Regions from separate parts of the Homo sapiens genome. Here all the other regions are linked to region 3. Evidence: chromatin contacts called from ENCODE Hi-C or POLR2A ChIA-PET data. All regions are on one chromosome and are shown on one strand. Each heading gives the region's core, a stretch centred on a gene start or an enhancer-like site at or near the end of the contact. The rest is flanking DNA. Distances are from core to core; before and after follow the strand shown.

What was found. Hi-C counts contacts between places; a loop is a spot of excess contacts on that map. ChIA-PET counts read pairs that join two places held with the same protein, here RNA polymerase II (POLR2A). Pooled maps may share reads with other maps.
Region 1: a loop to region 3 is called in a map of naive thymus-derived CD4-positive, alpha-beta T cell, with 5 times the contacts of the local background. The contact joins the promoter of IFT172 here to the promoter of SLC30A3 in region 3. A Hi-C loop is called at or near these places in 1 of 168 maps with a recorded cell type or tissue (naive thymus-derived CD4-positive, alpha-beta T cell) and 6 of 50 pooled maps. POLR2A ChIA-PET finds 5 or more read pairs at or near these places in 2 of 52 experiments (A673 and B cell).
Region 2: a pooled map shows a loop between it and region 3 (2.6-fold over the local background). The contact joins the promoter of PPM1G here to the promoter of SLC30A3 in region 3. A Hi-C loop is called at or near these places in 2 of 50 pooled maps. POLR2A ChIA-PET finds 5 or more read pairs at or near these places in 4 of 52 experiments (A673, PC-9, WTC11 and 1 more).
Region 4: a pooled map shows a loop between it and region 3 (12-fold over the local background). The contact joins the promoter of NRBP1 here to the promoter of SLC30A3 in region 3. A Hi-C loop is called at or near these places in 7 of 50 pooled maps. POLR2A ChIA-PET finds 5 or more read pairs at or near these places in 3 of 52 experiments (AG04450, OCI-LY7 and PC-9).

The regions. Positions count from the first base shown.
Region 1 is chr2:27,484,480-27,491,890 of GRCh38, forward strand. It overlaps IFT172 (intraflagellar transport 172), which reads right to left and starts at 5,264. Exons shown (of 48, transcript NM_015662.3): 1 at 5,136-5,264; 2 at 881-1,024; 3 at 539-651. The coding sequence starts at 5,174. It overlaps FNDC4 (fibronectin type III domain containing 4), which reads right to left. Exons shown (of 7, transcript NM_022823.3): 7 at 7,404-7,411.
Region 2 is chr2:27,407,440-27,414,643 of GRCh38, forward strand. It overlaps PPM1G (protein phosphatase, Mg2+/Mn2+ dependent 1G), which reads right to left and starts at 2,152. Exons shown (of 10, transcript NM_177983.3): 1 at 1,864-2,152. The coding sequence starts at 1,983. RefSeq lists silencers at 1,633-1,712, 1,733-1,782, 1,853-2,042, 2,133-2,322.
Region 3 is chr2:27,260,485-27,267,512 of GRCh38, forward strand. SLC30A3 (solute carrier family 30 member 3) reads right to left here and starts at 2,563. Exons shown (of 8, transcript NM_003459.5): 1 at 2,328-2,563. The coding sequence starts at 2,422. RefSeq lists silencers at 2,118-2,277, 2,328-2,507, 2,528-2,597, 4,072-4,161, 4,692-4,801.
Region 4 is chr2:27,422,960-27,430,632 of GRCh38, forward strand. NRBP1 (nuclear receptor binding protein 1) reads left to right here and starts at 5,672. Exons shown (of 18, transcript NM_013392.4): 1 at 5,672-5,772. RefSeq lists a silencer at 6,040-6,189 and an enhancer at 7,559-7,673.

The sequences.
Region 1 (7,411 bases), core at 4,014-6,513, 230 kb after region 3:
ACTCGGGAGGCTGAGGCAGGAGAATTGCGTGAACCTGGGAGGAGGAGCTTGCAGTGAGCCACAATCGCGCCACTGCACTCCAGCCTGGGTGACAGAGTGAGACTCTATCTCAAAATAAATAAATAAATAAATACCACTTCCATAAACAAATTGCCAAAAATGATGCTGAGGGAAGAGAAGAAAGAGCAGATTTCTTCCCTGGCCCAGTAGTATTTCTGACTACTCTGTAGGAGCCCTGAAAGGAGGTATATGAGGGAGCCTAAGCAGCTTCAGAACAATAACAAAGATGTGACATCACTCTGGGCTTCCAGGATCTCACAGGGCCTCCTGTTGACCTTGGACTGTTTCCTCCAGGGATGGGATTGAAGAACACGTGGGACAGGTGAAGGCAGAAAAGCAAAAACAGACTCCAGAAAGTCTCTGCCTTCAATGGCCAAGCTTGGCTTCTCATCCCCTGTATTTCCCCTCCCCAGTGAGGCATTTCTCTTGCCTTCCCCTTCTTTCCTGGGCCATCCCATCTCCCAGTCTCTATCCTCACCAATCTTCTCCAATCTTGTAGACATAGATGATGTTGTCAGTCTGTCCTATGGCAATTTTAGTGGAATCAGGAGAAAAAGCCATGCCCTTCACCATATAGCTCTTCCTGCCATACTAAGAGTTTAAAAAAAAAAAAAGAAAGAAAAAGAAGTAATGAGTACACATGAAAGAGAAAAGAGAAAAAAAGGCATATGTGTGCTCCTAAGGGAGCTTGAGGATTTATACTGAGAAAAAGGTGGGGTATGCCATTTCCTATGCTGATGGCTAGAAGGCAGACTACGTCTTTCAAGTTGTGAGACCCCATCAATAGGTTAAATAAGGTACACATGAATACACTGTTTACCTTCATGTCAGCTGGTTTGGTGGAGAATTTATCTCTCCGTTCTCCATGTTCATCATACAGCAAGACCACTCGGTCCACTGTGCAGACAGCAAATTTGGCATTGTTCTGGGACCAAGCCATGCAGGTCACCTTTGCAGCTCCATCCTGTAGAGGCAAAGGGGTAAAAACAAACCCATGTGCTGGTCTAGAATGCCAAAAGCATTTCTAGCTTCATTAATTCTAGTGTAATACTGGTCAATTTTCTTCCTGTCACGGTTCTATCCTCAAAACAAAGAGATGCCTGTGGCCCATGCTGGTCTCCAAGGCCTTCAGATCCTGGACTGTGAGAACAACAGGCTTCTAGAGACTCATATGCAAATGCACTAAGAGGCAGGGTGCTAAGTCAACTGTATCAATGAATCCCTGCAACGGCCTCCTCGTTTCCAGGTCTGCTACTGAAATAAATTCAATTAGTCTGGTAAGTTTTGGTCATTAGCCATTCATTCAATTAATATTTTTTTAGCACCTTATTGATCAAGGCACTTGGCCAGGGGCTGAGAGAGAGACAAAAAGCAAACCATAGATCCTGCCTCCACGTCTAATAAGATGGTGCAAAATAGAAAAGTCCTATTAAAGTATGTATAAAGTACTACAATAGTTTGGAGAAGCCTGAGAGAATTTTATGCTTAAATTATCAAAATTAAGCTTTGAAGAATGAATGCAGTTGAGTAGGAAGTTATCTGAGATGGGAGGAATGGCAATGAGCAAAGGCAAATTCTGGACAAGAAACAGTAATTTAGTTTATTTGAAACTATTATACCTTATAAATAGTAGAATAGACGGGGTAAGGCAGGAAAAACAGGCCAGCTCAGGAAGTCTTTGAAGCCAGGCAAAGGAGTTTGGGCTTATTTGAAAGGAAAGGGAGAGACAGTGAGAGTTCAGGATGGGCGAGTACGAGTTGAGACTCAGGACGAATAATCCCACTTTCTTTTCTTCTTAACTACCCACTTCAGAGAAACCCAAGTTAGAAGTTATCTCCAGGTGAATTATTCTGACCAGATCTGACCCTTCCAACACTAGCTCTGGTCCTAAGGGACTAGCTCTGCTACTAAGGGTTTCCTTCCTTGAAAACAAAACATTTTATTCTGCTTTTCTTCTGCCCCAATTGTTTAATTATTTGGACACTAGAGTTCTGGCTTCAAACATTGACACTTTACACTCCAAACTCACCTATCTCCAAAGTCAGAAGTAAAAAGTCTATTTTCCTGCAAATCCTCAAACCAGAAAATAGCCACACCACCATCACTATGATCCTCTAACTCTTCATTATATTAGGTTAGAAGGCCTGAGGGCTCCTCATCAATCTTTGCTGATCCTCCTGCTTTATCGCTTTGCCCAATTCTGGGCATTCAGCCCTACCTGCATCATGACATCATCTTATTTTGAGAGACTGAAGGAGGATTTCATTTCCAATTTTTCCATTAGGGCGGAGAAATTTTTAAAGTACAGATTCAATGGACAGCTTGCTGAGCAATGAGCACAAATCTCTGTCTTTTTATTTTTTTCTCCAACTGAGGAGAGAGCACAACTATCTTTGTTCTAATTTCCTTCTTTTTTTTTTTTTGACGGAGTCTCACTCTGTCCCCCAGACTGGAGTGCAGTGTCACAATCTCAGTTCACTGCAACCTCTGTTTCTTGGGCTCAAGCGATTCTCCTGCCTCAGCCTCCCAAGTAGCTGAGGCTATAGGCGTGTGCTACCATGCCTGGCTAATTTTTTTATATTTTTGGTAGAGACATGGTTTCACCGTATTGCCCAGGCTGGTCTTGAACTCCTGACCTCAAGTGATCCACTCACCTTGGCCTCCTGAAGTGCTGGGATTACAGGCGTGAGCCACCACGCCCGGCCTGTGTTCTCATTTCCTCCTATTGTCCAAATGCCACACCCTCTGTGAAGCCTTCCTGATTTCCATAATCAATTAATTCTCCTTTCTCTACAATATGTACCTCACTAGATTTTTTTATTAAGTGAGGTAGGGAATAAAATAATAAGAGCTTGCCTTTAACAAGTACTTACCATAGAATAGGCATTTTGATAAGTGCTTGACAAGCATAATCTCATTTTACCTCATAACACTGAGGTAGATGCTATTATTATCCCCCTTTTACAGATAGATGAATGGAAGCCCAAAAAGATTAAGTAATTTGCCCAAGTTCACATATACAGTTTGTAAGTGGTAGGACCATGATTTATTTATTTAATTAATTTATTTTTTGAGGCAGAGTCTCGCTCTGTCACCCAGGCTGGAGTGCAGTGGTGCGATCTTGACTCACTGCAACTCTGCCTCCTGAGTTCAAGCGATTCTCCTGCCTCAGCCTCCCGAGTAGCTGGGATTACAGGCATGCGCCACCACATCTAGCTAATTTTTGTATTTTTAGTAGTTTCACCACGTTGGCCAGGATGGTGTCGAACCCCTGACCTCGGGTGATCTGCCTGCCTCGGCCTCCCAAAGAGCTTGGTTTACAGGCATGAACCACTGCGCCTGGCCTAGAACCATGATTAAATCCATGTATGTGTAAATCCATAAACCATAATCCCAATTTCTTTATTAAGGTACCCCAGTACATATTACACACTCAGTTATGGAACATCTTATTTATTTTTAAGACACAGCCTCACTCTGTCACCCAGGCTGGAGTGCAGTGGTGTGATCACGTCTCACTGCAGCCTCGACCTCCTGGGCTCAGGAGATCCTCCCACTTCAGTGACCCCAGCAGCTGGGCCTACAGGTGCTTGCCACCACACGAGGCTATTTAAAAAAAATTTTTTTTTTTTGGACAAAGTCTCACTCTTGTCCCCCAGGCTGGAGTGCAGTGGCACGATCTCGGCTCACTGCAACCTCCACCTCCCGGGTTCAAGCGATTCTCCTTCCTCAGCCTCCTGAGTAGCTGGGATTACAGGCGGCTGCTGCCACGCCCGGCTAATTTTTGCATTTTTAGTAGAGATGGGGTTTCACCATGTTGGCCAGGCTGGACTTGAACTCCTGACCTCAGGTGATCCGCCCGCCTCGGCCTCCCAAAGTACAGGGATTACAGGTGTGAGCCACCGCACCTGGTCAAAATTTTTTTGTAGAGGTCTTGGAATCTTGGGCTCAAGTGATCCTCCCACCTTGGCCTCCCAAATTGCTGGGATTACAGGTGTGAGCCACTGGGCCTGGCCAGACATCTTATTCTTATTAGCTTTGTATTATTCTGTCCTTTGAATTTTGAATGTCCTTTCCTCTTGTCTATCAATTTTTCACACTGCTTTTCAGTTTACAATGCTCTTTTGTGTATATTACTCTATATAACTCTTCCCCAAGTCCCCTAAAGTTGCTATTAGTACTCATGTTTTTTCAAATGAAGAAGTTGGTGAGTGCTCCGAGACATTGTATAATAAAGGCTAAAGTTAGAGATATCAGGTCATTTGTTTAAAGTACTGGTGGCCAGTCTGGGCAACATGGGGAAACCTCGTCTCTACAAAAAACAAAAACAAAAACAAACAAAGAAACAAAAAATTACCCGGGCGTGCTAGCGCACGTCTGTAATCCCAGCTACTTGGGAGGCTATGGCAGGAAAATCCCTTGAACCCGGGAGGCGGAGGTTGCAGTGAGATCGAGCCACTGCACTCCAGCCTGGGCAACAGAGCAAAACTCTGTCTCAAATAGTTAAATAAAGTAGTGGTTGACCTGAAATAAGGACAAGGTAAGAAATTTTAAAAAGAAAATAAGAAAGTAGTGGTGGAGCTAGGACTTAAATTCTGGTGTGCTAACTCCAAAGCCCACCCTTTCTTCACCATGTTTCAGGGCTCCTCCCCTAGTGCCCAGCCTCTCCTGAATCAGAATACACGGTTCGGTCTTTGCACTCCCCCTTCAGGGCTTGCACCTAAGGCGCTTATTTAATTATGGGCACATGCATACTCGCTGCTTACATGTGCACCTCACCCTCTAATACGAGCCTCCTGAAGGGAGGGACATAAGTCGGGTGGTTTGGGATTCCTACGAACCCCAGCATGGGGCCTGTACACAACTGATGTGAATGAAATGTAAGGAAAGCTACAAGTCCTTAGCCCTGCATCTCGCCTCCTGGACGCTGTATCGACAGGCCAAGATCCAGATCATCGCTATATCCCTTACAGCCTTCTGCACACAGTAGGAGGTCAACATCATTAAACTTCAGTTCCCCCACTTTTCTTGGAACATAAAGCATAAGGGGGAGGGACTGGCACGCAATTCCTCACCTGAGGGCTCAGCAGGGTCCTCAGGTGCTTCAAGTGCATGACGCACACCTGTCTTTCAGATGCTCCTAGACAGCGACAACTCCCGTGGTTACCTGGACAACCCGCCACGCAGCCGCAGCGACAGGCACTGACGCTTATGCGACCGGAGCGCAACACGCGTCGCAAGGTCACACGTAACTTTGCGGCGAAGCAAACAGAACGTGCGCAAGCGCGGTGAGATCTAGGGCGGGCCCTTGAGAGGGCTTCATGAATGTTCTCCTTGACCAATCCCGTCGCCGCATGCAAACTCAAGACCAAGCCCCGCCCACAAGCCTTCAGCCAGCCCCAGGTCCTACGTCATAGCGGTCCGTCTCGCTCTTCGATGTACCTGACTTTCTGAGTGCACTCTCTTAATCCTCACAACTCTGGAGGGAAGCAGGGCGGTTTCCATGATAGGCCTTCTGCAGTTGACGGAATTGTACCCAAATAGGTTACATGATTTGCACGGGATCGCAAGGCTAATAACGATAGCTAACGATGAATACTCAGTATGTGTCTGCCAGGTACTGTGTAAAGTATTGTACGTGCATTTATATCATTTAATCCCAAAACCACCTTTTGAAGGGGATAGCGTTATTATTAGTCTCATTTTACATAACAGGAGACTCAGGGCACTTGCTCAAACTAACACAGCCAGCGAAGGACTTGGAACTGGAGTTCAACCCAGAGTTAGTAGCTTTAAACAGCTTTTATGTTCCTTCTCAACTCCTAGCTCGCTCTCTCCATGCCACGATACTATAACCTGTCACATTCCCATCCCAATAAATGACATTTATTCTCAGAATCTGGAAGATGAGTGTTTTGGAACTAGCTGCCAAAGAAACGTAAGGTACCCTACTTCCTAATTGGGTAATGGTGGGTTAAAGACTGCTGTTTACATTGGAATGTTTTTATGGTTCAGTTTGTTGTTGTTGTTGTTTTGAGACAGAGTTTCACTCTTGTTGCCCAGGCTGGACTGCAATGGCGCGATCTTGGCTCACTGCAACCTCTGCCTCCCGGGTTCAAGAGATTCTCCTGCCTCAGCCTCCCAAGTAGCTGGGATTACAGGCATGTGCCACCACGCCCGACCAATTTTGTATTTTTAGTAGAGACAGGGTTTCTCCATGTTGGTCAGGCTGGTCTCAAACTCCCGACCTCAGGTGATTTGCCCGCCTTGGCCTCCCAAAATGCTGGGATTACAGGCGTGAGCCACCGTTCTCGGCCTGTGGTTCAGTTTTGAGGGCAGACCTGACTTGGCTCACCCGATAGGTTGTCTTGTGATACCTGGGGTTAGAGATTGGTTAAGTAGAAAAGAGACTGACTTGTTGATCTTTGGAGTCCCGTTCAGAATTTTTGGCCTATCTTCTAACATACCAGAGAGATTGAAATGCAGAAAGGAGTTATTCATAAGCCTGCTCTGAAATGATCCAAAGTTGGGAAGATCTGTAACTCTCCAGGAAGTGTAACATATGCTCTCCAGACAGACTGTGGGTCCAGAAGCCTTCCCCCACAGTGGTTTGCAAGTGTCAACAGGTGTTTGTCTCATGGCCACCAACCACCCCTTAGAAAATAGGAAAGAGCAGAGGACAGCCCCTATTTTCACAGGAAACAAGTAGGCCTCAGAGCTCAAATGAGAATTATTTTGACAGGGGAGTCCCAACCCCTCAGTTTTATTTTCAGAATCCTCCTCTGGATATGGTGGCAGAGCATGAATATAAACTCATTTATGAATTACAGTTATTACTGACTTTGACTGACTAAACAGAGACAGAGATGAAAGGGAATGCAAAAGAGGGAAGAACAGACACAGGAACACATAGGATAGGAGCATGTGGCACCAAGGAATCCATGAGTGTAGCTGTCCTTTCATTAGTCCCCAAGACACTGCTTAGTCCTTTTCTGACCATTAGCCCAGGGTTGATGGAGGAGTCAGAAGAGTAAGTGGTGAGGAGCTGTGCTGTCGATGCAAGCAGTGAAGATAAAAAGGCTACTACCCTCTCATATGATATGTATTAGTATTCAGTGGTGCAGGAACTTATATCTTTCTCTTCTCTTTTTCCCCTTCTCACCCAACAAAGCAAAAGAATCTGGGGTTAGTTTTCTATACCTCTTCTTCCTGGCCCTATCCTAGGGTGGGGTATTATCACACCTTGCAATGCTCCTGTCAAGTAGGTGATGGTGTAAGGGGCCCTTGGAGGGTCAGGAGAGAGACAAGGTGAGGAAATGTCTTCAGCATACTATACAGTCAGCTCCAGTTT
Region 2 (7,204 bases), core at 902-3,401, 150 kb after region 3:
ATTTTTTGTAGAGACAGGGTTTTTGCCATGTTGCCCAGGCTGGTCTCGAACTCCTGAGCTCAGGTGATCTGCCTGCCTCGGCCTCCCAAAATGCTGGGATTACAGACGTGAGCCACTGCGCCCAGCCTAGATATTTCTAATAGACAATTACATCTACCAAATAGTTATACTGTGTATGGTGGTGAAATATGAATGCTATGCTTCAGTTTGACATAGATGATTAACAATGTCTAGTGTCTTCAACGATCTGATCCTACAAATTCTTTCCACCAAAACAGTGTCCTAACCTTTCTGGGCCTCAATTTCTTAGCTATAAAATGTGGGAGCCGCAGGGTGTGGTGGTTCATGCCTGTAATCCTAGCACTTTGGGAGACCGAGGCAGGCAGATCACCTAAGTCAGGAGTTCAACACCAGCCTGACCCACATGAAGAAACCCTGTCTCTACTAAAAATACAAAATAAGCCAGGCGTGGTGGCACATGCCTGTAATCCCAACTACTAGGGAGGCTGAGGCAGGAGAATTGCTCGAACCTGGGAGGCGGAGGTTGCGGTGAGCCGAGATCGCGCCATTGCATTCCAGCCTGGGCAACAAGAGCGAAATTCTGTCTCAAAAAAAAAAAAAGGGAGCCAAAGCAGATGAGATGAACTATAGGATACACTCCAATCCTGAAATTTTATACCTAATTATAAAATTGTTATTAAGGTCAGTTATGAATATAAAATTTGAATCGGAAAACAAAACATTTAAGTTCATACTGTCATTCCAGAGCTAACCACAGGGAGGAGCGAGGGATCTGAAACAATTCCCAAGGGAGACAGTATTTCGCTGTTACCTGAAGCCCACCCGGTAGGTGGAGAAACCCTCAATACCAGACAGAGTATTTCCCTGGCCCTTTTGCCTAGACTTCAGAATGCTCTTCACAAAGCCACGGTTAACCCGTCTTCCTCCCTTTCCTCCCTACCGCAGTTTTCCCTCTTCTCTTTTGTAGTTTCACATCAAGTTTTACCTAATACTACTACTTTCCCCCCAATATTTTTCTTTTCCCCTTTTGTCCAGAGTAAAATTTTCTAGAAAAGCCCTTTGTAGGTAGGTTGTGATGAAAAAAATTGATGAAATGACTTACAATCAAAGAAACTATAAACTACAATTACAGGCAAATGAGAATTACTGATTAAGTTTTAGAGAAATCCTAAGAGAGAAAGAAAACGAAGCATAATAAAAAGGAAAACCTAGGGACTGACATAATTCAAGTTTTCCGAAGTTAGTAAAAGGCCCTGAAAAGAGTGCAAATGAGTGACAACTCCTGGAGGTCGGGTCCAGCCTCTGAAATTAACATGCAAGAGCCCAAGGCCAGGCAACCAAAATGTGAAACAGACTCTGCCCGGGGTTCCTTTCACTGTCAAACTCCTAGCCAAAAGAGGCTTCCCACATCAGATATTTTAAATATTAAAATTTAAAAAGTTATTCACATCTATTCACCTCTCCCTTGAAAAACAAATGAATAAATAGCCCCTATTTGCGTCTTTACTCCCACACTAAACCTCACACCGTTGATGAGCCTGGAGGGCTAGGTTGGCACGAGAGGATGGCGCCAAAGCTCGGGGAGAGGGCGGTCAGTGGGCGGAAGGTGCCTCTTCCCACATGGCCGAGCCCTCGCCGCCACTGGCCACCGGCACACGGTCCCCAAGCATCGGGAGCTCCCTCTCGGCCCTGACCCCGCGGTCTCTGTCGCCCCGCAAACGGCCGCTGCGGCCGCAGGCTCCCAATTGGGACCCTTCCCAGGGGAGGACCCCATCCCCCGCTCTCTTTCTCCGTCAGATTCCCGCCCCGCAGCGGCCAGCCTATGGGCCCCTGCCTCCTCACCTCCATGGAGACGCGCCAGCCTTGCATGGCGGAGAAGCCGTAGGGCAGCGGCAGGCGCGGGGCGCCGACCCCGTCCCCGGAGCACTTCACCGTGTTGGGCTGGGAGAGGTAGGCACCCATGGCGGCGGCTGGCCGGCGGCCTCAGGTGCAGGAAAGCTGGGCGCGACCCGTGCCGGAGCCGAAGCCCCGGGGGTGCGCGCGGCAGGAGCAGGCCCCGCGGCGCGACCGACGCAAGGTGCCGGTGAAAGGCGCGAGGCCGGCCAGGAGGCGGTAACGGGACGGGAGCTGTGAGGGAGCGGAAGCGGAAACGGCGCCGCTCCAGACCCCGCCCGGCCTGCGCGGCGGGGCCAGGCGCTGCGGGCAGTCATTTCCTTAGCAACTCGCCCCGCCCGCAGGGACAACGGCCCGCCCAACGGCCGCTCCCGCGAGACTAGCGCGACCACGCCCACCAACGGCCGCCGTCCTACTCCGCTTCCTCGCGCAGGTGGCAGGTCGCCTCTGGCAGAACCTCTTCCTTCGTTCCCAGTCCCCAGCCTCTTGGCGTTTTGTCTGACGCCTCTTTTGTGTCGGACTCGACGCTTTCAGCCCGTCCTCCAGTGTTTTCATCCCCCTCTCCCCAACGTTGCACTCTCAGACTCCGCAAACCCCGCCCGATTTGGTTCAATTAAAGTTGACCAGTATTTGTTCCGAGCTTAGGAAGTACTTGGCCAGGCCATGCGAGGCCTATATGAGAAGAATGTGAGTCTTTTCTGAAAGCGAAGACCTCGATCTGTGATATAATTCGAGTTAATACAATGTAGAAATGTTTGGTACAGCCTATTCTGGGTGGGAAAAGCTCAAGGATGGGAGGAGGAGCTGTTTCTTGGAGGATTGAAAGGATGTAGGCTCTCAGAGAGGATGCCTCTGGATTGCATTATGCCACAGGAAAAGGGAATAATGTTATAAGGTTTGGAGGAGTGAGGGAAGAATGTGAACTGCATTTGGGGAGGATTTCTGAGGAAGCTGGCTGGACTCGGAGAATGATTGTAAGTGGTAATATTAACTAGCTAGCTTGATAAAAAGAAGCGCCAAGATGAGTGACTTGGACTTCATTGTCGTCCTGGTGTAACCTTTGGCATCGTTTGTCTAGTCTTTGTATGCAGTGTACATTGGAGGGAGAGAGTCTGGGGCACTGTTGTGTTGTTGTTTTTTGTTTGTTTTTGAGACAGAGTCTCGCTCTGTCGCCCAGGCTACAAGCTCCGCCTCCCGGGTTCACGCCATTCTCCTGCCTCAGCCTCCCGAGTAGCTGGGACTACAGGCGCCCGCCACCACGCCTGGCTAATTTTTTGTATTTTTAGTAGAGACGAGGTTTCACCGTGTTAGCCAGGATGGTCTCCATCTCCTGACCTCGTGATCCGCCCGCCTCGGCCTCCCAAAGTGTTGGGATTACAGGCGTGAGCCACCGCACCCCGCCTACTATTGTTTTTTTTTTAAGACAGAGTTTCGCTCTTGTTGCCCAGGCTGCAGTGCAGTGGCGCTATCTTGGCTCACTGCAACCTCCGCCTCCCAGGTTCAAGCGATTCTCCTGCCTCAGCCTCCCGAGTAGCTAGGATTCCACGCCTGGCTAATTTTTGTATTTTTAGTAGAGACGGGGTTTCACCATGTTGGCCAGGCTGGTCTCGAACTCCTGACCTCGTGATCTACCCGCCTCAGCCTCCCAAAGTGCTGGGATTACAGGCGTGAGCCACCGCGCCTGGCCTGGGGCACTGCTACTAGTTAGAGAGCTCTTACTCTAAGCAGGAGATGAGAAGAGCTGGGAGTAAGGTGGTACCACGCAGGGTGGCAATGGGAATCCAGATGAAAGGACAAATTAGACAATAACAAATAAGACAGATTTGGTAATAAATTGCATTCAAGGGATGGAGAGAAAAGGAGAAATTCTCCAAACTATGACAAAATTGATTCTTTTCAGCCGGGCACAGTGGCTCACACTTGTAATCCCAGCACTTTGGGAGGCCAAGGGGGGGTGGTGGATCACTTGAGGCCAGAAGTTCGAGACCAGCCTGGCCAACATGTGAAACCCGTCTCTACTAAAAATACAAAAATTAGCCAGGCGTAGTGGTGCGCTCCTGTAATCCCAGCTACTTGGGAGGCTAAGGCAGGCGAATAGCTTGAACCCCAGAGGCGGAGGTTGCAGTGAACCAAGATGGCGCCACTGCACTCCACCCTGGGTGACAGAGCAACTCCGTCTCAAAAAAAAAAAAAAGATTCTTTAAAAAGATAAAACTAATCATGGCTTCTTCATGCTCTTCCGATAGTCCAAATTCCTTATAGTTTACAAGACCCTTCATGCTAATCATCCAGATTCACGTATGCCTCTCTTTAACTCTCCATTTCTCCTACAACTCTGCTTCAGCAATGTCTTTGGGTGCATCTAAAGCCATGCTTTCTCTTACACTTTTACCCATGGAGCACACCTCTCCACACCCCTCTTGACCATCACTTTCTCCAGGAAATCTCTACTATCACTATACTAGTTTGGGTCCACACTTGTTTGTCTTTCCTGATAGAATATAAGCCTTTATGAAGGCAGAAGTTCCATTAAACTTACCATTGTGTTTTCCAGCATCCCTTGCAAAGTTGTATGTGCTGAATAATATTTAAATATTTGTTGAATGAATGAATAACACCAAGATTTTGACTCTGCATAACAAAATGTGGTGGAGCCATTAACAGAAAAAGGTGCAGTTTGAGGGGATGCTAGTTTTGGGGGGAAAACAGTGGTTCAGTTTAGGGTGACAACTAATATAAAAACATTGAAAATATTAGATTGGAGTTAAGCCATGAAAGTGGAAAAGATGTTAATTAGGCTTGCAGGTTGCCAGGAACCTAGATGAGATCTCTGACCAAAGCAGTGTAGAGGGAGCATATAAAATTACTCAGCCTTGGTTGCAGTGAGCTGAGATGGTGTCACTGCACTCCAGCCTGGGCGACAGAGTGAGACCCTGTCTCAAAAAACAAACAAATGAACAAAACAGCAACAACAAAAATTACTCAGCCTCTTCTTTCTTCTCCTTCTGCTCCTCCTCTTCCTCCTTCTTCTAAGAAATGAGGTCTTGCTATGTTGCTGAGGCTGGTCTTGAACTTCTGGGCTCAAGCAATCCTTCCACTTTAGCCTCCCAAATAGCCAGGACCACAGACATGTGCCACTATGCCCGCCTTCTTTTTTTTCTTTCTTTTTTTTTTTCTTTTTGGACTTTGTTTTTTCCTAAGAATGGAATGTGACATTGTTTAAAGAGCATGAATTTTGCCACATATTACCTATGAGATCTTTCACAAGTTACTTATTCCCTCTTAGGCTAAGTTCATCTGCAAGACAGACATACAGCATCTACTCTTCAAGACTGCTTTAAGGATAAGAGGAATTGAATGTAAAGTGCTGAGTTATCCATAAATGTTGTATATTATTCAACAAAAGACTGCTGTTTAAGTGTCCATACATACACGCTAAATATGGAATGGAAGCCACATTTAATTGTGTTCACAAAAAATAGGAGGTGGCCTGAAAATAAATGGGAAAAAAACAGACAAGAAAAAAAGTGGAAAAGAAAATATAACTCGAGGCTGGGCACAGTGGCTCACGCCCGTAATCCCAGCACTTTGGGAGGCTGAGGCAGGCGGATCACTTAAGGTCAATAGTCCGAGACCAGCCTGGCCAACATGGTGAAACCCTCTCTCTACTAAAAATACTATATAAACACACACACGCACACACACAATATGACTCAAGGAAAAAGTAACGCACTGGGAGAGCAATAATGTTACAGAGAGGGGAGATAGATACTAAGGGGGATCATGGAAAGAGGTGAAAAAGGAGAAAGAGTATGAAGATTATCCCCTCACCATCCTATTCCCCTCAAAGTCACTACAGTATATTTCCAGTGACGTAAAGGTTTCATGCTTTGACTAGAAGGGAGAAAGAAAAAAAATTTTAAAAAAAGGCCGGGCGCAGTGGCTCACGCCTGTAATCCCAGCACTTTGGGAGGCCGAGGCGGGTGGATCACGAGGTCAGGAGATCGAGACCATCCTGGCTAACATGGTGAAGCCCTGTCTCTACTAAAAAATACAAAAAATTAGCCGGGCGTGATGGTGGGCGCCTGTAGTCCCAGCTATTCGGGAGGCTGAGGCAGGAGAATGGCATGAACCCAGGAGGCGGAGCTTGCAGTGAGCCGAGATCGCGCCACTGTACTCCAGCCTGGGTGACAGAGCAAGACTCTGTCTAAAAAAAAAAAAAAAAAAAAAAAAAACACCCAAAACGCAATACTATATTCATAGATCGATTGATAATGCTGAGTCTGTCTTTAAAGTATGAGCTGCAAAAATCTGGCTAATCAGACATGGTAATAGAGCCAGCTCCTGAACATGTACTTGAGGTGTTAGTCCACATGAAAAAAGGGTTTTTATGGCAGGCATGGTGGCTCACACATGTAATCCCAGCACTTTGAGAGACTGAGGTGGGTGGATCACCTGAGGTCAAGAGTTCAAGACCAGCTTGACCAGTATGGTGAAACCCCGTCTGGCCGGGCACGGTGGTTCACGCCTGTAATCCCGGCACTTTGGGAGGCTGAGGCGGGCAGATCACGAGGTCAGGAGTTCGAGATCAGCCTGACCAACGTGGTGAAACCCCGTCTCTACTAAAAATACAAAAATCAGCTGGGCGTGGTGACACACACCTGTAATCCCAGCTACTTGGGAGGTTGGGGCAGGAGAATCGCTTCAACCCAGGAGGCAGTGGTTGCAGTGAGCTGAGATCGTGCCATGGCACTCCAGCCTGGGCAACAGAGCGAGACTTTGTCTCAGAAAAAAAAAAGAAACCCTGTCTCTACTAGAACTACAAAATTAGCAGGGTATGGTGGCAACATGCCTGTAATTCCAGCTACTTGGGAGGCTGAGGCAGGAGAATCACTTGAATCTGGGAGGCAGAAGTTGCAGTGAGCCGAGATTGCGCCACTGCACTCCAGTCTGGGTGACAGTGCAAAACTCCGTCTCAAAAAAAAAAAAAAAAAAGAAATTATGAACCCTGAGGCATGTAATTATAGATCTCTGGGAATGTTGCCAGCCTGGGAGACATTGCCTTAAAGGTTAAATGTGGATGGGCGTGGTGGCTCACACTTGTAACCCCAGCACTTTGGAAGGCTGAGGCGGCCGGATCATCTGAGGTCAGGAGTTCGACACCAGCCTGGCCAATATGGTGAAACTCTGCCTCTACTAAAAATACAAAAATTAGGTGGGCGTGGAGGCAGGCGCCTGTAATCCCAGCTACTTGGGAGGCTGAGGCAGGAGAATCGCTTGAACCTGGGAG
Region 3 (7,028 bases), core at 1,313-3,812:
GTCCAATTCTCAGCCCCACCACTACCCAACCTGAACCCAGCAAGGACAGAATTTTCCACAGAATTCAGGACCTGAATAGAAAATACAGTACTAGAAATACTCATGGAGGTGTGACAAGAATACCCACAAGTAAAAACGATGGCTCCAGATAGAAATGTGATCATAGCAGCAAAGTGGGGCGGGATGTCTGGGGCCTTCTGGCTAAAGACAATTCTGCCAAGTGGGTGAACTGAGTTTTGAGGGAGGTAGGGGGAACATTTGGTGCTTGTACAGAGAACTGAAATACTGGTAGATTAATTTCTTGAATTTCCAAAGCCCCATCCAAGACTTAGAATCTGGGCGTGTATGATTCTGGATGTGTTTCCAGAGGAGATGGCGTGGTGAAGGAGGCTGTGAAACCGATCCTCATTCATTCAATGAGGTGCACCAGGCAGAGCACACATAATGAAGCCTGGTCTGGTGGGAAAGACAGATTGTAACAAATGGCTTACTACATAAGGACAGGTTGATGCTAGGAGGGTTATGAACAAAGCACTTTGGGGTGCAGGGAAGGGAGCACTCCCTCACAGCGGGCTCGGAGAACTTCACAGAGAAAGGTATGTTTAAGGAGATGAGACCTAGTTGGAGAAGGGTGTTCCAGACATGTAGAATGACAAAGACGAGGTTTGTGGCTTGGAGTCTAAGCGTGAAGTGTCAGGGGAGGGCTGAGGAGGAAAGTGATGGGCTCAAAGGAACATAAAGGGAGATACACTGACTGCTTGAACAAATATCTCCTGAGCACTGAGATGACCTTGCTGATGGGAGGAAGAGAGGAGAAGAGAGGAAATGGAGGGGTCTAGAACAAACCAGGCCAGAGCTTCCCTGGAGGGGCAGGTAGGTTAGGAAATGCCTTTCAGAAAATGCTGCAGGATTCGGTGACTAATGGTCATATGAGTGAAGATGGACTGGAGTTGGAGATGTGAGTCTGAAGCGCAGAGGCTGGGTGGCTTTGGGGGCAGTGGGCAACATTCATTCCCTGGCCTTGTAAGGCACAGCACAGCCAGTCATCAAGGTGGCCACCCATCAACAGGCTGCTCCCTTTTGTTCTGCATAATTTGGGCACTAAGGAAGCCTGGCTGTTGGTGTGTGGGGGTGTGGGCATGTGGGGTGGCTACATGCTGTTTAGAGACAAGGAAAGGCTGTTTCCTCTCCCTGGCCCTCCGAAACCCCCAACCAACAACCGATATTGAGCGGGGAAGAGGGGTGACGTAGCAGGGGCTGAACCAAAATCAAAAGGACACCTGAAGAGATGCCAGGCCTACGGCAGAGCCCCCACCGCGTCTCTGCAGGCCCCTGCAGGAAGGGGTCCAGCTCTCTTCTGCTCACCCCCTCCCCCAACCCAGCTTGAAGGCCCCCACCCAAAGAAAGAGCGAGAAGCACACAGAAGCACCACGTCAGAGACAAAGGGAAAGGGACTAGGAGAGAAACAGAAAGATTGAGAGAGGTGGGGGAAGAGAAAAAGCCGGAGACCCTGCCAAATTCCGGAGACAAACGGACGGTCAGCCGACAGACAAGATGGCCCACGGGGGTGGGCAGGGAGGTCGGACGGCCGCTCAGAGGGGCAGGTGGACGGTGGCGGCAGGCGCGGGGGCCGGCGGGGCGCGTTGGCGGTTCTCCTGCCACCCCCGGCCCGCTGTCCCGGCCGCTCCGCGCGCCTCATTTCACACCTCGCCGCCCCCGGCCCCGTCTGTGCGGAGCCGGGAATACCCCCGCTGCCCAGACCGCACCTGCTCCTTCCTCGCCGCCCCCTCGCTTCCCGGCGGCCGCCCGCCCCCCAGGGGCCCGCAAGACCCGCGCGGAGCCCGGCCCATCCTCGGGCCCCGGCGCCCACAGCTGGCCGCGGCTGGAGGGGGCGCGCGGAGGGGAGCCCCCGGGGCCTACAGAGGGAGCTCTGAAGCCTGGGCAGCGAGGCGCTCCCGCCCTGGGCCCGGGGCAATGCGGACCTTGGCGCACCGGGCGAGGGCTCCGGCCCGACCGAGCGGCAGCTGCTCCCAGGGAAGGCAGGCGCCGCGGGGGTGGCGGAGGGGTCCGGCGGCCTGGGACGCCGGCCGGAGGGGAGTGAGAGGCCGCTTCACCCGAGGAAGTCAGGCGGCCGGGAGGAGGCGTAGCCGGCTGTGTAGGGCTGGGCGCTCCGTGTGGCCAGAGGGGATGAAGCGGGGTGCAGCGGAGCGAGGGACCCGCGGTGCGCTGGGGCGGCCGCCGGGGCCCGCGCCGAGAGAGACAACGAAATGGACGGAGGGTAGTAGGGTGGCGCCCCCGGGCCGAGGGCCAGCCCAGGTCTGTCCTACCTCTTCAAACGCAGGCTGCCTCCGGCGCCACCGCGGTCCCGGGGGCTCACCAGGCGAGTGGTCTCCAAGCCCCCAGCGGCTGGAGAGGGCTCCATGTTCCCGGTGCCCCGACCGTCTAGGCCCCACCGAGGAAGAGAGAGGCCGGGCCGGCCCCGCGCCAAGTCCGAGCAGCCCGCCGACCCCCGGGATCCCCGCAGGGCGGCGGGGCCACCAGAGTGGAGCGAACTGCAGCGACTGTGGCGCGCGGAGTCCGAACTGCAGATCCCGCTGCCGCCGGAGCCCCGCCCCGCGTGGGGCGAGCTCCCCAAGCTCCGCCTCCAGGCTCCCCGGCCTCTCCCCACCCTTAAGCCCCGCCCCCACTGCCAAAGCCCCATTTCCCCGCGCCAGAGCCCGGGAGCGCCCCGCCACCCGAGTTCTGGAGAACTCCTCATCTCCACAGCCCCGTCCCCCAGGCGAGCTAGCCCCACCTCTGCACACAGTCCCGCCCACCGGTTCCAAGCCTCGCTCCTGAAGCCCAAGAACCTCACGACCAACCTTCGCCCAACGACCACCACTCTGTGCATGCCTGCGCGGGGGTGTCGCCCACCACGCCGTCACCCTGTGGCCGCAACCCTCACGCGGAGGCAGAAACAGGAGCGGACCCATTACCTATCTCCAGAGAACCAGAAAGAACATGAGGTGAGCGGTGACACAGGGAGATTCCAGGGACTCCAGAAACCCCTTTACGGAGAATCTGGGGTCGGAATTCACGAGCCCAGTCTGCTGCCAATCACTGTACCGCGAATGATCATTTATTTTTATACAGAAACATTGGGTGACAAGCTTCCTGCTCTCCTTCAACCCACTGTTATCCCTGCTTTTCAAATGAGTAAACTGAGACCCAGAGGAAGAAGAGTCCAAGGTCATGCAGGCTGTGAATAAAGGGCCCGGCCTGGACCCCCATCCTCTTTCCCTCCCCGGCTCTGGACGCCGCACTGGCAACTGGAGAGCGCTCACAGTTCTCTTACGGGCGGGGGTCCAGTGAAGTCGAGCCGCCTATCTGGTGTCACGGCCACTGTTTATGGAGAGGGGCTGAGGGGCAGCGGGGCAGCGTGTCAGCTAGTGATTCCCATCCTCCACACCTGCAGCGCCCTCCTGGACATTACCGCATTCTGCCTCATTTGGGGGAAACTAAAACCCAGGGGAGGGAGCGACTTACAGCAAAGTCGGTGGCCGAGCCTCAAGTCGAAGCTTCAAATGCTCAATGTTCTCTCCCCTCGCACCTGCCGCCACTGTAGAATGGGAGGGGGTGGGAAGAGGATTGTGCACTCGAAGCTGTGACAGTCTGTGAAGAGGAGGGTCCGTAGGAGGAGGGGAGCGAGTGAGCAGGGATGGGGAAGCGTGGAGGGTGGGAATGGTTAGTGAGCCCAGGCAAGAAACTCATCAGCCGCATCCTTCAGAACACACTGGGCGTCCTGAACTTAGGCTTCTGGGGACAGACACCTACCCTCGATATTGTTATTCCAACGAGCCCAAGAGTGCACTTGCAAAAAAACAAAACAAAACAAAACAAAAACGGGAGCACGTGCCAGATACAGTGGTTGGAAGTGATGGGGTTAACCCGGGAGAGCTTCGCGGAGGAGGTGAGGCTTAAACGGATTAGGAAAGCTGGGCGGCGGGCTGGCTGTTCCGGCGGGGGAGAGTGTGGCTTGGCCCGTGCCAAGGTGTGCGGGCGGCGCGTGCGAAGGGACTGTCCTGCGCCGCTGCTGCAGAGCGGCACGGGAGAGCCACAGGGGCTGCGCGCGCCCTCCGCGCCGTCCCCACCCCCGGCTGCGCCAGCCTCTCCTCCGCGCCAGCCCCCAGCCTCCCCAGTCCAAAGCCCATGAGGGGTGAGGGGGTAAGGGAGCGAGGGGGTCGTTCTCCCTCTAACCTCCCTTTAAGGCGCGGGACTTGACGGACCTCTGTTTCTCCTCGGGTCACAGGGAAGCAAATTGAGGCGGCGAGAGCAGGAAACCACCGGCCAAGTTCACCTTTTCGGGCTACTTATCAGAGCCAAGGTGGAACCCAAGTCCCTGCTTAGCTATGCCAGGGCTCTGGGTACGTCGGGCCCGGCGCCGTCGGTTTTCTAAGCGTCGCACCCATCCTAGGGCTCTCCCCAATTCTGAGAACCCTGGAGCTGGGATGCGCAGCGGCCACCGCGCACTCCGCGGCTCGGATGCGGCAGCCTGGCCCGTAGTGACCCTGGCGGGTGAGCTCGAGAATGGGGAGAAACTGCGGGGTCCTATGCGGGGAAAGGGATTCTTGGCACGGCTCAGCCGATGACGACAACAGGGGACATAACAACAATGGCTTCCTCCGGGATTTCCCTTCCCGGGCAGCCCGCGCGGCCAGCAGCACCGAGTGCCAGGAGGGGGCGCAGACGCCCTCACGTGCCCTGCCCGCCCCTGCCGGGAGCCACCAGGCGGGGAAGGCAGAGGCGCCTCGCAGCGCGTGGCCAAACGTGCCGCCTCCAGAAACCGAGGGCGCCGGCGGTGGGAATACCAACCTTCACTTGAAAATTTATGTAAGGAAAGCTTGGCGGCGAAACAGGATGCTTCCACCTGTTCCTCAAAGAGCTATCAAATGGCCCTGTGAACATCTTTGCAAAGGGTCCTCGCGAATGCCAGGCCTCAAGTGCGATTCTCTGCACTGAGGTCAGGATTTAATCTGGGCTGGAGATTTCAGGCAAATTTTAAAATGTAAGCATGTGGACAAGAGTTAACACCTGACAAGTGCAAGCCAAGCTGAAGAGCATGGACAGAGGAGGCAACCTGGAGGTCCAACTTCTACTCCATGCTCCACTCAGATGTCACCTCCAGGAAGCCTTTCCTGACTTCTCCCAGACTGGGTATGTGTCCCTCCCTGCTTCTCTCAAGGCTCACACTGTGCTTATCTGATCCCAGCACTCACCTCATGGTGATGAAGTCCTTTGCTTGTCTGTCTCCCTGCTACAGGGCAAGCTCCCTGAAGGCAGGAATTGTTTCTTTCTCATCTGTGTCCCCAAACCCCACTAATGGCTGCCACACTGTCCTCAATTAAGCCATCCCAGAAAGGAGGAGCTAGTTGAGTGGAAGCAGGATGGAGGAGGTAGGATTTTAGCTGGTCACAGGGAGAATGAGGGAGGGCAACAGCTTAAATGTCACTGCCTCGGGGAGGCCTTCTCTGGCCCCCACACTAAGTTAATTCTCATGTCATACACTCTCATCGCACAATACTTTTTCTGTTTTGTTCTTTTTTTTTTTTTTTTGGAAACAGGGTCTCACTCTGTTGCTCAGGCTGGAGTGCAGTGGTACAAACATGGCTCACCACAGCCTCGACCTCCTGGACTCAAGTGATCCTCCTGCCTCAGCCTCCCAAAGTGCTGGGACTACAGGTGTGAGCCACCATGCTGGGTCAACACACTGTTTATTTCTTTCAGCACTGATCATACTGTAACTAAATTGTTACTTGGGAATTATTTGTTTCATCATTTGGCTTCCAGGCTACCATAATCTGGTTTTCCTCCTACTTCACTGGCTGTTTATTTTCAGTCCCCTTTGCTGGTTCCTCCCCACCTTCTCAATCTTTTCTTGCTGAATTAGCCTAGGCCTTGGTCACTCTCTTCTCTTTTCTTTCCACACTCACTCCCATGGAGCTATCATCCAGTTTCTGGTCTTTAAATACTATCCAATAACAGCAGAAAGTAATGATTGTTGAAGCTAGATTCTGGGTACATAGAGAGTCACTGTACCATTCTCTCTATTTTTGTATGGGTTTGAATTTTTCTATTAAAAAGGATTAAAAATAGCCTGGCTGGTGGCTCACACCTATAATTCCAGCACTTTGGGAGGCCGAGGCAGGCAGATCACTTGAGATCAGGAGTTTGAGACCATCCTGGCCAACATGGTGAAACCCCATCTCTACTAAAAAATACAAAAATTAGCTGGGTGTGGTGGCATGCACCTATAGTCCCACCTACTTGTGAGGCTGAGGCAGGAGAATCACTTGAATTCGGGAGGCAGAGGTTGCAGTGAGCTGAGATTATGCCACTGCACTCCAGCCTGGATGACAGGTGAGATTCCATCTCATAAATAAATAAATAATAAATGTCATGTGTTTGGTGGTGATTCTCAGATCTCTCACTTGGACTCCAAACTCATATATCCACATGTCAGCTTGACATCCCTTCCTTATTGTCTGGTAGGCAGGCCTATCAAGCTCCATAAGTCTAAAACTGAGCCCCTGATTGTCACGCCATCCTGAACCTTCTCTTTCTGCAGTCTTCCCATGTCAGAATATGGTAACTCCATCCTCCCATCTGCTCAGGCCAGACATCCTAGGGTCATCCTCGACTCCTCTATTTTCACTCTACATCCAAGCTGTCAGCAAATCCTGATCCCGCCCTTGTCCAAACCACTATCATCTGTCTTCTTGATTACTGCAATAGCCTCCTCCATGGTCTCCATGTTTCCATCCTTACTGCCTTATAGTCTATTCTCAACCAAGCAGTTAGGTAAACATAGATCAGATTTGTCACTCCCCATCACACTCAGAGTACCAGCCAGAGTCCTTCTAATGGCCTGCAAGGGGTCCTACGGAATTTAGCTCCTCTGATCTCATTTCACACTTCTCCCACCTCATTCCCCAGCCATCCTGGCCTTCTTGTGAGTCCTACAACACACCAGGTATGCTCCCACCCCAGGG
Region 4 (7,673 bases), core at 4,422-6,921, 170 kb after region 3:
GGTGAGGATGTGGGGAAAAGAGAAAAGAGAACCCTTCTCGTACACTATTGGTGGGAATGTAAATTGGTACTACCATTAGGGACAACAGTATGGAGAATCCTCAAAAATAAATAAATAAAAAATTTAAAAGGCTAAGAACATCTTAAATTTGAATAGATATTGCCAAGTTGCTTTTCAAAAATATACCACCCAGAGTATGTTAGGGTTCCTCTTCCCCTGCATCCTTACCAACACTGAGTAATACCAATATTTGTTTATTTATTTATTTATTTATTTATTTATTTATTTTGAGACAGACTCTTGCTCTGTCACCCAGGCTGGAGGGCAATGGTGCGATCTCAGCTCACTGCAACCTCCGCCTCCCAGGTTCACTGGGTTTAAGTGATTCTCCTGCCTCAGCCTCCCGAGTAGCTGGTACTACAGGCGTGTGCCACCACACCCAGGTAATTTTTGTATTTTTAGTAGAGACAGGGTTTCACTGTGTTAGCCAGGATGGTCTCAATCTCCTGACCTCGTGATCTGCCTGCCTCGGCCTCCCAAAGTGCTGGGATTACAGTCATGAGTCACCATGCCTGGCCCAAGTAACATCAATCTTTTTAATTTTGATGATACATTAATTAAAAAAAGATATCCTGTTTTAATTTGCACTTATTTAATTATAGGTGAAGCTAAACATCTTTTCCTATGTTTATTGCCCAGTTGTATTTCCTCTTCAATTTCTTGCCTATTCAAGTTTTTTTGTTTATTTCTTTACTGAGTTGATCATTTTTTTTCTTTCTGGCTTGTAAGGGCTCTTTGTACATCAGAAAAATTCTATTGTCTTCCCAATCTCCTACAATGTTAATTTCATCCTCTCGCTACTGGAATTTTACTCTCAATTTATTATAAGTTTCTACTGCAAAGCTCTTTTTTATTCTTAATTCTCCATGATCACTTCAGCATTCGGGATTACTGAACAGCTCTTTCTTAAAATTTTCTACTCACTTCCTTTTCATAATACTGATTTATTTCATTTCTCTCTGTTTCTTAAATTAAGAAAAATTATCTTAATTTTTCTCCTCTATCTTTACTTTCTATTCCTCTTCCTATTAACGTACCCAAAGTTATATCCATTGTTCTCTCTATACCAGAGTTTCTTGCTCTGTTACAGAGGCTGGAGTGTAGTGGCACAATCACGGCTCACCACAACCTTGACCTCCTAGGCTAAAGCGATCCTCCTGCCTCAACCTACTAAGTAGCTGGAACTATAGGGGCATGCCACCATGCCTGGCTAATTACAAAAAAAAATTCTTTTTTTTTTTTTTTTGAGACGGTCTCACTCTGTCACCCAGGCTGGAGTGCAGTGGCGCAATCTCAGCTCACCGCAACCTCCACCTCCAGGGTTGACGCCATTCTCCTGCCTCAGCCTCCTGAGTAGCTGGGACTACAGGTGCCCGCCACCACGCCCAGCTAATTTTTTTGGTTTTAGTAGAGACAGGTTTTCACTGTATTAGCCAGGATGGTCTCGATCTCCTGATCTCGTGATCTTTCCGCCTCGGCCTCCCAAAGTGCTGGGATTACAGGTGTGAGCCACCGCACCCGGCCAAAAAAATTCTTTTATAGAGACAGGGTCGCACTATGTTGCCCGGGCTGGTCTCAAACTCCTGGGTTCAAGTGATCATTCCACCTTGGCCTCCCAAAGTACTGGGATTACAGGCATGAACCACCGTGGCCAGGTGCCTTTTTTTAAAAATTTTTTTGAGACAGTCTCGCTCTGTCACCCAGGCTGGAGTGCAGTGGCCCAATCTCGGCTCACTGCAAGCTCCACCTCCTGGGTTCACGCCATTCTCCTGCCTCAGCCTCCCGAGTAGCTGGGATTACAGGCGTGTGCCACCATGCCCCATCTCTACTAAAAATACAGCCAGGGATGGTGGCACATGCTTGTAATCCCAGCTACTCAGGAGGCTGAGGTAGTAGAGTCGCCTGAACCTGGGAGGCAGAGGTTGCAATGAGCCAAGATTGTGCCACTGAACTCTAGCCTGGGTAACAGAGTGAGACTCCATCTCACAAAAAAAAAAAAAAAAAAAAAAAAAAAAAAAGATATATGTAGCTAAATGCTCATTGCTGCTTTATTTATAATAATAAATGATGAATGTTATCCCAATGTCCACAGGTAGTTACTAATTAAATGCTGGCATATTTGGACAGTGGAATATTCTGCTGGTTAAAAATTAACCAGTAAAGGGTCGGGCACGGTGGTTCACACCTGTAATCCTAGCACTTTGGTAGGCCAAGGCGGGCGGATTGCCCGAGTTCAGAAGTTCAAGACCAGCCTCGGCAACATGGTAAAACTCTCTCTCTACTAAAAATATAAAAATTAGTCGGGCATGGTGGCACATGCCTGTAGTCCCAGCTACTTGGGAGGCTGAGGCACGAGAATCGCTTGAACCTGGGAGGTGGAGGTGGCAGTTAGCCGAGACTGAGTCACCACACTCCAGCCTGGGTGACGGAGTGAGATTCCTGTCTTAAAAAAAAAAAAGGCTGGGTGCAGTGGCTCACACCTGTAATCCCAGCACTTTGGGAGGCCGAGGCAGGCGGATCACGAGGTCAGGAGTTCAAGACCAGCCTGGCCGACATGGTGAAACCCCATCTCTACTAAAAATACAAAAATTAGCTGGGCATGGTGGTGCGTGCCTGTAATCCCAGCTACTAGGGAGGCTGAGGCAGGAGAATCGCTTGAACCCAGGAGGCGGAGGTTGCAGTGAGCCACGACTGCGCCACTGCACTCCAGCCTGGCGACAGAGCAAGACTCCATCTCAAAAACAAAACAAAACAAAACAAAAAGACAACAACAAAAAAAAACCCAAGTAAAGTAAAAAATTAAAGTAGTGGTTAAAAAATTAAAGTAGGGCCATGTGCATTGCCATAGAAAAAAGTGAAAAAGGTTATGTAGTATAAACTTGTTTTCATTTAAAATTATATACACATATGTGAATATATACTTAGAAAAATAAAAATAAAAGGTCAGGCGCGGTGGCTCATGTCTGTAATCCCAGCACTTTGGGAGGCCAAGGTGGGCAGATCACGAGGTCAGAAGATCGAGACCATCCTGGCTAACACGGTGAAACCTCGTCTCTACTAAATATACAAAAAATTAGCCAGGCATGGTGGCACACGCCTGTAGTCCCAGCTATTCGGGAGGCTGAGGCCAGGAGAATCTCTTGAACTTGGGAGGTGGAGGTTGCAGTGAGCCAAGATCGTGCCACTGCACTCCAGCCTGGGCAATGGAGCGAGACTCCACCTCAAAAAAAAAAAAATACACCAAAGTCTTAATTATCGGGGGAAGTAGGATTATAAGAGATTTCACTTTCTACAGAAATTGTTAATATTCATATTACTGTTGTCAGCATTGTTGTCATAAAGCAATTAAAAGTGCCTAACACATAGAAGCTACTATATAAATATTACATTATACTAAAATAGTTTTGGGAATATTTTTGCGTTGTTTTTTGGCAATGAGCATGAATTATTTTTATAAGCAGGAAAAAATAAATACATGAGGTGGTGAAAATGCAGGTAGTATTTGATCATTTTAAATGTAATGAAGGGTTAAAAATGAGAGCTAGAGGATGCCAAAGGGTCCTCCATGCATACTTGAAAGGACCTAGTTGAAAGCGGAAGGTTGATAATGATAAAGCCCCAGGCAGAAGAGAATGGGAAACTCTAATGATAACATGAACTGATATTTAATGAATGTTTACCCTGGGCCAGGTGTTCCAATTGCTTTTGAGCCCACAGGAAGGAAAGGTTAATCTTTTCCTTTGAGATTAGAACCAAGAAATTATTTTATTTATTTATTTATTTATTTTTTAGGTGGAGTCTTGCTCTTGTCGCCCAGGCTGGAGTACAGTGGCCTGATCTCAGCTAACAGCAACCTCTGCCTCCCGGGTTCAAGTGATTCTCCTGCCTCAGCCTCCTGAGTAGCTGGGATTACAGGCGCCCACAAGCACGCCTGACTAATTTTTGTATTTTTAGTAGAGACGAGGTTTCACCATGCTGGCCAGGCTGGTTTTGAACTCCTGACCTCAAATGATCCGCCCGCCTCAGTCTCCCAAAGTGCTGGTATTACAGGCATGAGCCATCGCGCCCAGCCCAGAGCAAAGATTCTTAACCTCAGTTTCCTGAAATTATATCCTAAATTTGTTGGGTAAGTGCATTTTTTAAAGTACAAGAGAAGGCCCATAAGTTACATCAGATTTTAAAAAGGGTGTTTGAGCCCCCCTCTTCCAAAGATAGAAGAATCAAGGAAGAAAGGGTAAAACATACATACATATATATATATATATATATATATATATATATATATATATATATTTTTTTTTTTTTTTTTTTTTTTTTTTTTTTGAGACGGATTCTCACACTCTGTTGCCCAGGCTGGAGCGTAGTCGTGCAGTCTTGGCCTACTGCAACCTCTGCCTCCTGGGCTCAAGTGATCTTCCCGCCTCAGCCTCCCAAGCAGCTTGAGAGAACAGACATGTGCTACCTCGCCCGGCTAATTTTTGTATTTTTAGTAGAGACGGAGTTTTACTACATTGAGCAGGCTGGTCTCGAACTCCTGACCTCAAGTGATCCGCCCACCTCGGCCTCCCAAAGTGCTGGGCGTGAGCCACCGCGCCCGGCCGAAAGATTGGTTTTAAAAACGAGTATTTTGAGATGATGAGAAAACGAGAGGGTTTCTGCCAGTTGTCCTTTCTCCCAGTGAAACAGGATTAGAGATTCTCTTTAATGACAGTAAAATTTGGTGATTGTGACATTTCCAAGTTCTGTTGATTGATTCATCATCTTCCCTCCATCATACACGTCTAAGGGCAGAGTGAACTTCCATCCTGAAGGCTCCGCGCTTAGTTTTCGCAGATTAATAGCTCACCAAGAATTTATCATCTTTTCTTTCCACTAACTCGAAACCAATCTAAATTCTTTCCAAACATCTTCTCAACGTAGTCTCCTTTGATGAAATTTACTGTTTCGGATTCTAGACTTGGCTCTTACCAACTTAACTTTCGGTTAATAGCTTAATACCTCTGATTCAGGTTTTTGCATTTGTCAACTACCATTGAATGATAATTTCAATGAGTTCGTTCTTATGAGGATCAAATGAAATAACATCTGTGAAAACCTCTTACAAAGTTTAAGCAAATAGTGCTAAGCAATCACCAAGCGTTAACTACTAATTTTCAGTGTTAGGTAAATTTTAAAAGCTTTCCGGAGAATTGGCGTCCTGCACACCAGTCTCGTTCCAAAATAATGCAGGCGGGGGCTGGGGTGGGGGCGCTCCTCTCGGACTGAGGCTATGTCTTTCGCTCCTTTTGTCTTTTCCAGGCATTAGAACTGTCATGGCGCCTTCAAGAAGAGGTAGGAGGCCCTCTCTGCGTCCAGCAGAACCATCTGGGGCACCTGGACCGGGCGGTGGGGTGGACAGAGAGACGAGCCCCAGCTGGGACCGAAAACATCGACCCCTCCGAGAGGTCTCGGCCGGACCGGCGCAAGGGGAGGAGAGCGGGTGGAAGCCCACCCCAGCGAACGCCCGAGGGCCGGGCCCCGCCCACCCAGAACGTCACCCAATGGAAACCTGCCGGCGGTGCGGCACCGCCCATCGTTGGTCCGGGCGCCGCGAGGGCGGGGCCCGCAGTTCGGTTGCGCTGCGGAGCGCAGCTGTGAGGGAGTCGCTGTGATCCGGGGCCCCGGAACCCGAGCTGGAGCTGAAGCGCAGGCTGCGGGGCGCGGAGTCGGGAGGTGAGCGCCCAGGGAAAAGAGGGCCCGGGAGGGAGGGGTTCGCGAGAGGACGGAAGGATCGGCCTCCGAGGCCCGGGACGGTGGGACCCGCCAGTCGGGTGCTGAAGGCGGCCCTGCTCACTCAGTAGCCCAGGCCCGATCGGGCCCTGCCTGCTGGAGCCGAGGGGCCGCTTCGGCCCCGCAGTCGCTGCTTAGCCCTCCCTGGCGTCTCTGGCTTGGCGGCGGCGCCCCGGGATTCTGCGGGCGCGGGTCGGGAGGCCCTGGCGTTCGCTTGGAACTCCGGCTGCGAGAGGCGGGGCCCGGCGGGTGGGGGCGGGGGCGGGGGCGGCGGTCGCGGCCCGGCGGCCTGCGGAAGCTCGGCGGCCTGGCCTGGCCTGCTCGCGGGGAGGTGCGCAGACTGCGCGGGGGCGTGGCCTGCGCCCCTGACTGCGCTGTCGGTCCGGCCTTTGATGAGGTGGCCGCCGCTGGCTCCCTGGGCCCCAGCCTGGTTCCCGCGCGGGCCGCGGCTGCCTTCCAGACGCAGGGCATGCGACCTGTTGGAGTGTGAAATTCTAGGGGCCGGGTTCCTCCCCAGAGCGGTTTTATTTCCGACTGGACTGTGCTGCGGGTCTCAGAGGCCCTCTGGTCCGTTCAGGGTGAGGACAGCTGAGAGGCCTGGGCCCGTGAGCTCTTGCAGAGGAGTTGACACGCAGAGGGGCTGCTGTCCAATAAACGAAAGTGTCGGGGAAAAACTTTGCAGGGCGATCTGCATTACTCCAAAGTGAACACACTGCATGTCTCAGGGTGGCTGGAGGCGGCGAGAATCCCCTTATGGGAGTATATGAGCTTTTCCATGTGTTATCTCTTTAAAACCTCTCAGCGGCTCCGAGACAAAACTCCCAGTGTCGCAGAGGTTTCTTCATCAATAGGAGTAGTGCTGGAGAATCTTGGGCACTGCCCTCATTTTGCCTGCGAAGGAAAAATTAGGAAGGGATAAAAAGTCACAAAAATTAGGAAGGTGGGGGGGATAAGCAAATTCCAAGGGCATCTATCTCTGATGAAGGGTTGGTGTCTCCTGTGGTGCCCTACTGTGGATTAGTTATTTGTGTCCTCGGTCCAGAAGTTTCTCTGGAGCCCATTGGCTACAGCTTTCCTGTATTAGAATTCTACTGTTATTTCCTACTGTAGTCTGGCTGGGAATTTTATTTAGTTGTTCAGATTTTAGATGCATTCAGTGAATGCAGCTGCTCAAGGAAGTAACTAATAGTGTCTTACCATTTTCTTAGCTACTTTTCAGAAGAAGGAACATGATCTCTAACAGAAGTTTTCTGGTAGATTACTAAAACAGGCAGATAGTAGCTTTCCTGGCTGGCTGAGTTAAATCCCTCTCCAGCGATCCTCCCACTTCAGCCTCCTAAGTAGCTGGGATTACAGGCATGAGCCAGCGCGCCTGGCAAATCTCTCTAGAATAAGTCAGGATCTAGAAAATAACATAGGGAAAGAATATCTTGCCAGATTTCCTCTGTACTGCCTATTGCTCTTTGGTATTTACTAGACTGTCTTCTAATAAAAATCTCCTGAGTTGAGTTAAACGTAGTGTAGATTGGGGGCAGAGATGGGCACAAATGGGCATCAGAGAGTTCTAAAAATAAATGTGGGCTTTTCAAAAGATTGGTGTGTTGACTGGAGACTTCTGAACTTAGAGGAGCACATTTAGTTTCCAGGGTATCAGTTTCTTTTTCTTTTCTTTCTTTTTTTCTTTTTTTTTTTTTTTTTGAGTCATAGTCTCACTCTGTCACCCAGGCTGGAGTGCAGTGGCGCCATCTGGGCTCACTGCAACCTCCGCCTCCTGAGTTCAAGTGATTCTCGTGCTTCAGCCTCTTGAATAAGCTGGAATTATAGACGTGCGCCACCACACCCTG